Regions from separate parts of the Homo sapiens genome. Here region 2 is linked to region 1. The links are chromatin loops, found by intact Hi-C in ENCODE. Cell type or tissue: heart left ventricle. All regions are shown on one strand.

Evidence for each region. Peaks named below come from ENCODE experiments on the same cell type or tissue, not always from the same donor. Only the 100,000 strongest peaks of a DNase experiment are listed, where the experiment ranks them.
Region 2: a loop joins it to region 1, with 4 times the contacts of the local background. A loop is called at or near these places in 87 of 110 quality-filtered maps.

The regions. Positions count from the first base shown.
Region 1 is chr6:111,719,620-111,724,619 of GRCh38, reverse strand. It overlaps FYN (FYN proto-oncogene, Src family tyrosine kinase), which reads left to right. Exons shown (of 14, transcript NM_002037.5): 4 at 4,558-4,815. The coding sequence starts at 4,569. Among named protein-coding and RNA genes, the nearest start is that of TRAF3IP2, 120 kb to the right of the region's middle. In heart left ventricle, a CTCF peak has its summit at 2,781; a DNase peak (open chromatin) is centred at 4,709; H3K27ac peaks cover 869 bases.
Region 2 is chr6:111,989,479-111,994,478 of GRCh38, reverse strand. It overlaps LOC105377947 (a long non-coding RNA gene), which reads right to left. Exons shown (of 3, transcript XR_007059710.1): 3 at 3,573-3,950. Among named protein-coding and RNA genes, the nearest start is that of CCN6, 62 kb to the left of the region's middle. RefSeq lists an enhancer at 1,342-1,491. In heart left ventricle, no CTCF peak of the experiment used is centred here; no DNase peak of the experiment used is centred here.

The DNA of each region.
Region 1 (5,000 bases):
AAGAGAAAGTAATTTGCTTGTGCAGAAGACTGCCAGTGGCCTTTTTCCCATTTTGGTACCTAGCTCCTGCACACACCTGAAATCTTATCACACGTCCTGCAAGCTTATAACTTGGGCTTACTGGCATTGCTTTATTGATTGGCACATGACGAAATATGAATGTGTCTGTGTTTAATGTGCATCTTGTAGACTGGACTGTGGTCTGTCTACATCAGGAGGAGGGAGTGTATGTTCAACCAGACTCATCTTGGATCGAAGCACCCTGTGCCTGTGGTAGTAAAGGATTGAATCTATCCTTTAGGTCAGTTTCCGTCAATCACTACAGGGCTATGTGGAGAAGCATATCTCCCATAGCATGGCAGCAGAAAGGGCTGTGATCTGTTGATAATGTCTGCCCTGCTTATGGGAGCAGGGTGCGGCGTTCCTTGAATCCTGTGTCCGGCAATTCTTCCCAGGTTGCTTAACACTATTGGCACATCTGTAAAGAACCACAGGACTAGGGAAATTTTAAATAGATCAAGTTTTATTTGCTTAGTAGAAAAAGGGCCCCTCCCTTTGCAAAAGGATTGGAGAATAGAGGCTTCACAGCTGTAATCCAGACACCTTGATCACAGGCACAGGATCCAATTGGTGAAAATGCCCTTCACCAGTTTTTCTAGGCATGATAACTTGCAGAAGACTATAGCCATGAGTTCATGGCATGTGGTATTTTCCTGATCAGAGTAACTCCAGGGCTCCACATTCACGATGGCATCATTCAGTGTTTCCCGGTGCCCCAGAGATCTATAGCAAGTGAATTAGTACATTCTATGTCACGATGCACTTACAGCATTGGACATTAAAGCCACAGCACATAACTCTGCATAATAAAGGATACTTTTATTTTAGCATGAATGATCAAAAGTTTGCCTTGTAGCAAGGAGCCTGGGCACACTGAATACAGCTCATGTAGCGTCTTCTGACTCTTCTGTCACGAAGCAGTTAGTCTGACTGCCCCACGGGGGAGAAAGAAGACCACAAGTTCCTACATAAATATTTTCATTGTGATTAACTTTTAATGACTTGAAACTGCATTTACTGATTTATTTTCACTTCTTCCTATGTGTCATTGAAGAGAAAAGAGTAAGCAAGATCTGTATAGAAACATTACTTAACTCAGAATGTCAAATGCGTGAAGTGGTGATGGTGCTGTCTCTTCTATAAAAGAGGATTGTTTTCTCCAAAATGATTTTGATTATTTTTAATTTATTTATTTAACTAATATTTATTGAGTGACTACTGTGTGCCAGGCACTGTTCTGGCCACGCAAGATGCAGCAGTTAAAAAAAAACAAAAATTCCTGCCTTCAAGGAGCTGATGATTTTTCTTCTCTATTACTTCATAAAATTATAGATAAGCTGCTAGTTGCTTATTATAGTATATTTCTTTTTTAAAGTGGATTTTGAAAGATTATTTTTTCTTAGTTTGGTTAAATGTAGGATCCTGTTTTCTTCAGGGTTCTTATATGGGGCTTATTTTGTTTTGCTGGAGTTGGAAGAGTGGTTTGCAATGAGTGTTCTCATTACTTCCAGGTTCTGTTTCTCTATCACAGTGCACAAGCTTCTAGAGAAAATCAGAGCACTTCATGTCACTCTTTAAAACTGCCTGCTTCTACCTAACATGCCTGTTCGCCTGAAGAAAGCATGATGGGTTGCATGTTAATCACATCCATGTAAGGGAAACAGCTGTTAAACTGCTTCAAAGATGTAGATATAAATTCTTTCCTTCGTGTAAATCAGGATTTCTTGACCTTGACACTATTAACATTTGGGGCCAGGTAACTCTTGTTTGTAGGAGGCTGTCCTGTGCATTGCAGGAAGTTTTAGCAGCATTCTTGGCCTCTACCCAGTAGGTATCAGGAGTATCCCTCCCCTCTGAGTGTGACAACCCAAAATGTCTCCAGACATTGCCCAATATGTCTCTTGCAGGGGAGTGGTAAAGTTACCCCCAGCTGAGAACCACTGCTGTAAGTGATATGAGTCTGTGATTCAGGTCTCACATTCTCTAATTACAGTAGATCAGTGAAATTCATGGAAAAAAAGAAAAAACATCTGGGACAAGAAGTGTTTTCTGTCTGGTCTTTGCAGAAATGTGGAGCAACTTTCCACCACGAAAGAGTTAATATTATATGAGCAAGTTATCAGTCTGATGAAGCAACATCAACAACAAATGATGAAATTCCTTTAGTACATCATGCCTTGGAAATAGCTTGCATTTCCTATTGGAAACTTGTTAAAATCATATCCATTTACCATAAGTTACAAAGCATGTTGGGCACGGTATACTGTAAGTTAATCTCAAATGATTTAGGAGTAAATGTGTTCCAGATTTGGTGAGCTCAGCTCAAGCAGTAGGCGTCTCTTTTCCAAACATTTTCATTCTCAAGAACTGACATTCAATTCAATAAGTATTTATTGAAATGTGTAATATGAGAGAGCTTTAGAACAGTCTGATACTGCTCCCATCACCCAGTCCAGCAGAAAAGCAGTGCTCAGAAGAGTGCCCAGGGAGCACTCTTCTGATATGGCACCTCCTGCATTGGTTTGCAAGATAGTATAGAAAAGCATGCCTTCTCCTTTGCTGCCTCAAGCCCTTCCCATCCTGTGCCAGCTGTGCCCTCCCCAGTGAATAAATGTTATTACACATGATGGCATGTGTTTCTTATGTGATTCTTTGGTCCCAAATGGGCTAGTTTGCGGTTTTGGCAGGGACCTCCACTGGCCTGTTCTACCTGACCCCTGTTGGCTTGTTGGGGTATTGCAAGTCCAAAGGGGGACCATTTAACCAACTTGTATTTCTGAATCTTCTTCACTTCTCACACACATACCAGTAGATTTTAAAATGCAAGGTACACTGCTGATAAAAGTCACAGGAGGGGCCTGTCACGGTGGTTCACGCCTGTAATGCCAGTACTTTGGGAGGCCGAGGCGGGCGGATCACCTGAGGTCAGGAGTTCAAGACCAGCCTGACCAACATGGTGAAACCCCATCTCTACTAAAAATACAAAAAATTAGCTGGGTGTGGTGGCAGGCACCTGTAATCCCAGCTACTTGTGAGGCTGAGGCAGAGGTTGTAGTGAGCCAAGATCGCTCCACTGCACTCCAGCCTGGGCAACAGAGTGAGACTCCATCTCAAAGTCACAGGAGGGATCGGCTTTAATACAGAGAGGGTAAAAGAGAAACATAATAGGCTACAGAATCTTCACTCATCTGGTTGCTATTTATTGTTCCAGGCACTGGCAATGTAGCTGTGATGAAAACAGACAGGGTCCCGCTTTCCTGGAACTTGCAGTCCATTGGGCAATGAGACAAATAAACAGGCCCTGTTTTAATATGGCGCCAAGGGTGCCAGAAGGAGGGAGATGAGGATGCCATGGGAGCACTTCAGAAAGCACAACCCAGCCTGGAAGGGCAGGGCAGTCGGAGAACGCCTTGCAGAGGAAGCGGTGCCTTATTAACTAGGACATGGATACGTCACATATCAAAGAGGAAGGGGAAAAAGTGTTCAAGGTTATGTTCCAAGGCCCGAAGCGGGTGGGGGAATGGAGTCTTTGAGGATCTGAGAAGTTGGGCGTGTTTGAATAGGAGAGCCGAGACAGGAAGAGTGGGAAGTAAACAAGGAGGAGGAAATGAGGATGCTTCTCAGGATGCTGACTGGAGCAACTGGGACACTGGTGGTCCCATTTACTTAGATGAGGAGCCTGGGAGAAGAGGGTTTGAGGAGGGTGGGGTGGCAACAACTCGAGTTTTTAATCCGCCACTAACTCTGTAACATGGGAATGATTTTTTTTTAATGTTTTTGAAGGATGTCAAAAGCTAATGGAAATTTGAAAAGTTAATTAGCAGCTTTAAGTGATTTCATTACTGTAGACTATCATGACATCCTGCAAATATACTCTGACCTCTTAGGTTCTGCCGATTTTATTTTTCATCCAGTAACTAGTTCTTAGTTTTGATACTTAGCATCATCTTAGTGCTTAAAATTGACCAGTTTTGTGCCTGAAGATGTGGTACCCATGAGTGAAGCAGTCTAGTGACTTGATTGAAGGTTGTATTCTGGCTTATCCAACACTCCTGTGCCCTCTTCCTTAAATTTCCTGTGCCCTGATGGAAGTTTTTATTCTAATGTTGCATAGACTCATTCTACAGAGCATGTATTATTTTTTTTAGATGGCTAAAGGCAGAATTGGTAAATATGATTGGACCGTCTGTAGGCAGGTGTATGCTGTTACAGAATTTTACGAGATACAGGCCTTATTCGAGGAAAGTTGCTGCATGGTGAACATTGTGCTCCGTGATGATGCTGTCATCCAGAACATATGGGGAACAAATGCGATTGTGGGGTCAAGGAACTGAACTTCCTCCTAACCATCTCCCCAGCCACTGCCTTTCCTCATGCCCCCTAATAGGCCTGAAATAGCCAACAGTGAGCCTTGTCAATTACTCCTCGTTTACTGTAGAGCAACCCAGCAACTAGGGAGCATCCCAGCTTACGTGCCCCCTTTTTTGTCTTTGGCAGGAATTTAGATAATGGGCTGTGTGCAATGTAAGGATAAAGAAGCAACAAAACTGACGGAGGAGAGGGACGGCAGCCTGAACCAGAGCTCTGGGTACCGCTATGGCACAGACCCCACCCCTCAGCACTACCCCAGCTTCGGTGTGACCTCCATCCCCAACTACAACAACTTCCACGCAGCCGGGGGCCAAGGACTCACCGTCTTTGGAGGTGTGAACTCTTCGTCTCATACGGGGACCTTGCGTACGAGAGGAGGAACAGGTAAGCCCCCAAAGTCACAGAGTGCAGAGAGGGGGCAGCCACCCTTAAATCTTTTGGCAATTGAACATCTGGGTTCCCATCACTTCCCTTTGACTAGGGGTTTCACATGTAAGTTTCTAATCTGTCTCCTCTACTAGATGAGGGGTTGTAAGAAAAGCCAGAGTTTGATGTACAAACAAAATGCT
Region 2 (5,000 bases), 270 kb before region 1:
AATAGCCATAACACTTTTAAACAGAATGCTTCTGTCCTGACTCAGCCACTTCCTTGCTGTGTGACCCTAAGCTAGTTACATAATTTCTCTGTGCCTCAACTCCTTCATCCCCAAGATAGAAATAGTAGTATCTATCTCATAGGATTGTATGAGGATTAAATGAGTTTGTATCTGTAAATTATATTGAATAGTGCAATAGTAGACACTCAACTAATGTTAGATTTATCTCTACATAAGGTGGCTTAAGAGGGGAGAGAATGGGTGTAAGGGAGCAGTGAGGAGACAGTTTCCTGCCACCAGTATTGATGGGAATGGCCTCGGAGATCTTCTGGACCAGAGCCTTTATATTACAGGAAAGGAAAGAGATAAAAAGATAACTCCTATGCCCAGTATCAAGAGGGACCCTTAACACCACCTCTCCAATGTCCAATACTCTTTTCACCACACTTAGATCTTTCTCTCCTCTAACTTCTGCTTAAGACTGAAACCTCGTGTTAATGTCCTCATGGGATATGACTTGAACATCTTCAAAACCACCTTGACAACCTGTATTGGCATCACAAGCTTGTATCAATGGGCTTGCAAAAAGTTGTGATTTCTGAGGATCAGAGTGGTAGCTGGTGTGAGCAAGAGGCAGTGAGTGTTGCCTCCAAAGTGTCCTTTGGGAGAAAACAAGCCCCAGTCTCTCCTCAGTGTTCAGCCTCTCTAACTTTGCAGTCAGTGTGACAGGTTCTTAATGACCTGCTCCCACCTTCCCCTGTTACCTCCTACATACGCGGGAGAAACCAATTAGAGTAGTGACTTGGGACTACGAGACCATCTGTCTCAGAGAGACCACTCTTAGGACCCCCACAAAGCACCCCAGTGTGCAGACAGCCTCACTCACTTCAGACGATGCTCTTAACTGAACAGAACCCTGCTTATCTTTGTGCAACTCCAATTATTCTTGCCTGCCAGCAGGTGTAATAATGCTAACTGCCTCTCAGCCCCCACGTGGCAGGTGCCACAGAAATAAGTGGATAAATGGACAGAAAATGAACCGAAGCTACACAGTCTGCCAAAGGCTTTCACAGCCCCTTGGAAACAGAACACCTGGCTTCACTGTCTTGTGAATCAATATGGCCTTTTCTTATAGTACCTAAAGCTGAAATTCATCTCCAATTCCTTAAACTGTCCTTCTCCAGGAGCAGAATTCATTTACCATCTGCTTTACAAGAATCTGGACACTCTATGTTTCTATCTTATTATAGATTCAGCTAATATGATTTCTCCCATCCACTATCCCTAAACAACACAACATGTGCTTTGTCTTTGACTAAGCCCCACAGCCTTCTCTCCATACAGGGTGCTTTCTGATGATTCACATCAAATTTCCTGTTTGGTTTCCTTTATGGGTGCATGGCTCCTAATGTTTTTACCCATCTTCTCATGGCGCATCCGGCCCAGGAAGCTTTACTGCGCTTGTTAGTTTAGCAGCTGTGCTTCTCCACTGAGGCTACCCCAGGTGGGAGGCAGCTGGAGAAGGACAGGATAAGAAATTGGAGATGAACTTCATTGTTGTTGTTGTTATTGTTGCTCATGCTGTTGTTTTAGAGACAAGGTCTCACTCTCTCGCCTAGGCTGGAGTGCAGTGGTGTGACCATAGCTCACTCCAGCCTCAAACTCCTGGCCTCAAGGGATCTTCCTACCTCAGTCTGCTGAGAAGCTGGGACTACAGGTGCACACCAACACACCCAGCCAATTTCGTTTTAACTTTTTGTAGAGACAGAGTCTCACTATATTGCCCATGCTGGTCTCAAACTCCTGGCTTCAAATGATCCTCCTGCCTTCCAAAGTGCTAGGATCACAGGCATGAGCCACCACACCCAGCCAACAATGTTTGGATTATTTTTTTCTTCCCTATACTTTCCCCATTTTTTTTCTCAGACTAATAATAGTGAGTTTCTATGACTTCCAGAGTCCTAGATACATCTTCTGTGATCGCATATCCAATGAGCACAAGAAAAATGAACAAGCTCCATCACCAATGCCTCCCCTGGACAATGGGATAAGGCCAAAGAAACCACAGCACAAAGGGTGGCCCCCAAGTCTTCCATTTTAAAAAAAGAAGTTAGAGGTTTTGTGTTTGCTCAAAGCAACTAGAAAGAATGATGGACCCCACACACAGAGATAGCTGTGCTATAGACAAGTGTTTTTCTTTTTTTTTTTTATTTCACTTTAAAAATTTATTTTCATACCAAAAAAATCATTCAAAGACAGTATTAAAAAGGATGTTTTTCAAACCGTGCTCCCCAGAAATGCCTTGGGAGAGAGAAAAGTAGAAAACAAGACAGAAGCAGGCTCTGGGGCTTCCTCCCATGATTCAAGCAGAGCAACCTGAGCTTAGCCGTTGTACACAAGCTTTTTTGGAAAAAGGGCTTCTGTGGCCCCAGACATACAAAACCACTAGTGTACTGTAAAGGTCGCTGTCCTGGGAGGCAGGGTCCCGGTCCCATCTTACCTCTATAGCCTTTGGCAAGACACTAAGCTTCTCAGGGTCTCCCTGCCACGTCTGAAAGGGTGAGGTGTGGACTAAGAGATGGCCAGGATTCTCCAGCTTTATGATCTTCTCTTCAACGTTATTTGTAGCCTTCAGATGACTGTGTCAGTTCCAAGTTGGAAAGACTCGGGACTGAATTCTAGTTCAGCCACTCTTCAGCTCTGTTACCTAGGGTCGGGGGAGGTCCCTGTAGTCTGAATGACCTTGTATGACAGATGCATCTGAATGTGTGCTCCCAGCTATGGAATCCAGGAGTGGCCAATCCAGAGATTTATTCCTTGTCTATGAGTAACATCTGAGCTCCCAGCCCATCCCGTGGGACACGGGCCATACAGAGGATTGAGGCCCGGAGCCTTAATGGACATTGCGAGGTGGAGGTCATTAAGGGGAGGGTGTTAGTGAAAATGCTGTATAAACTGCATGATGTTTGCAAGCAGCTTTGGTTCTCCTACCCATCCTGCTGCCACCAGACCATACAGATATCTTGTCCAGCCCACTGTCATTGACTCTCTCCCCTGCATGTGATCCCCTAATAAAACCCCAAGTCTCGTTTTCTGGCTCTGGGTCTCTTCTTCAGCCTCTTGAACCTAATGCCTTCCCTACAGAGGTTAATAGGCATTCGTCAAAACAGCCTCCTCCTCCCTGAAGTTCAGTTCACCCTCACCTGTAATCACTAATACTATCAATGACCTTGAAAGATTGTTGTGAGGATTAAAAATAACATATAAAACTTTTCTTGGCCCAAATTAGTTATTCAATAAAGGGTAACTATGACCTACCATGATTTTTATGCATGCAGCCTTTAACTCAACCAACCCAGTGCTAGGACTTTAACTTATGGGTATATGTCTAAAAGTTCACCAAGTTGTTCATTTGAGGATATTCATAGCAATAAAATGTGTAATACCAAAAAATAAATAAGTAGGATGTGTCCATCAATCAGACGGCAAATAAACAAATTATGCAAATATACCTATTTGTATATTTGCATTTTATAACCATTGACAGGTTTTTAAAAATTGATTTATCAAAATTGAGATTGTAGCCTATCCTTTTATTTGTTTAACCTCTCCATACTTCTCTGTATTAAAGGTGAGTTCAAAAAATGCTATTCTTCATCCAAGAATTTTATATTGTGTATCTATTGGTTAAAATAAGTAAACATTGATGATGATGAGGCTGATGATGAAGGTGGCGATGGGTCACATTCAGAGGATACAGGAATCCTGGGATGTCTTTTGGGGAAAAATGACCAATAAGGATGAGGCTCTGCAGATGGATTTTCTCTGGCCAGTCCTTTTTCCTGACCACATCCGCTCCACTTGATGAATGACTTGGTCCTTCTTGAGATCTTCAATAAAAATAGCTCTCTGACCCTTGTTTTTGTTTTTCTCCATTTGACAGCAGAGAACTAGGAGAAAGGAGAGTTTGCTATTCTCACCATATCTCAAAACAGTTAACTGAAAGCTCAGCTGGACGTCACTAGGGTTTAGTCTCAAGACATAAGCCTGACTTCTCAGTTTTCAGTGTGGGTTTCTCAGCAGTTGGGTTTGAGAGTGGTAAGACTCTAGAATCCCCAACCAGATGATCTGTCCCGCCTAACAGAAAAAGGTGATGCTGCCCTTATATATAAAGCTCAGATCTTTGAGGTGTCTGTTTTGTTCAGAATATTTCTTTTCTAACCACCTTTAAAATGAAATATGTATTCTTCAGACATACAGGCCAGTGCTAACCAAATATTTTCATCATACAGATTAAAACCTCTAGAATATTGAGCCAACACTAGTCCCAAAATGCAGGATTTCTGGTCTAGGAAACAAATTTATGAGTAGGTCCTCATATTGTTTGGTCCCCTTCTCACCTGTGAACACCCGGCACATACACACATTGAATGTCATACTATTTCCTCTGGTTTCAGGGCCCCATTACAACATCCTGTCACACCTGATTTCTTCTGAAGTGTGTCAAGCTCTGCATAACTTCTCCCTCTTCCCCCAATACCCCATACCTCTCAAAGCCTCCTACCCTTACACAAACTCGAATTTCTCCCTCCTCATATAAATGTCAGAAGGCAAGTAAGCTGACTAGCTCATTTCATTTACAGTGTGACTGACCTATGGCCTGATACTTTTCTCAAGGGAAGTGAAGGTTTTCACAGGGGCATTTCATACAAATCTTTACCCTGCTGAGATTACAAATCCTCTGTGTTTCCTTTCCTCTTGCCTAACCCAGCAGAGAATTAGATGTTAGCCCAAAATCTGTTGTAGGAGGGGTCCTGAAGGGGTCCTAGGATCTCAGTTTATGGAGAAGGCAGCCTCTTAACCCTAGCCTGTTCTGGGATCTCAACTCCTTTCTACTTTAAGTATCACGTGTTCTTTAGTCCCTTTATGCCTTCATTTCCCCATAGCCCAGAGCCCATAGGTTCTTATCCTCTCTCATTCATTTCCATTCAAGCATGCAT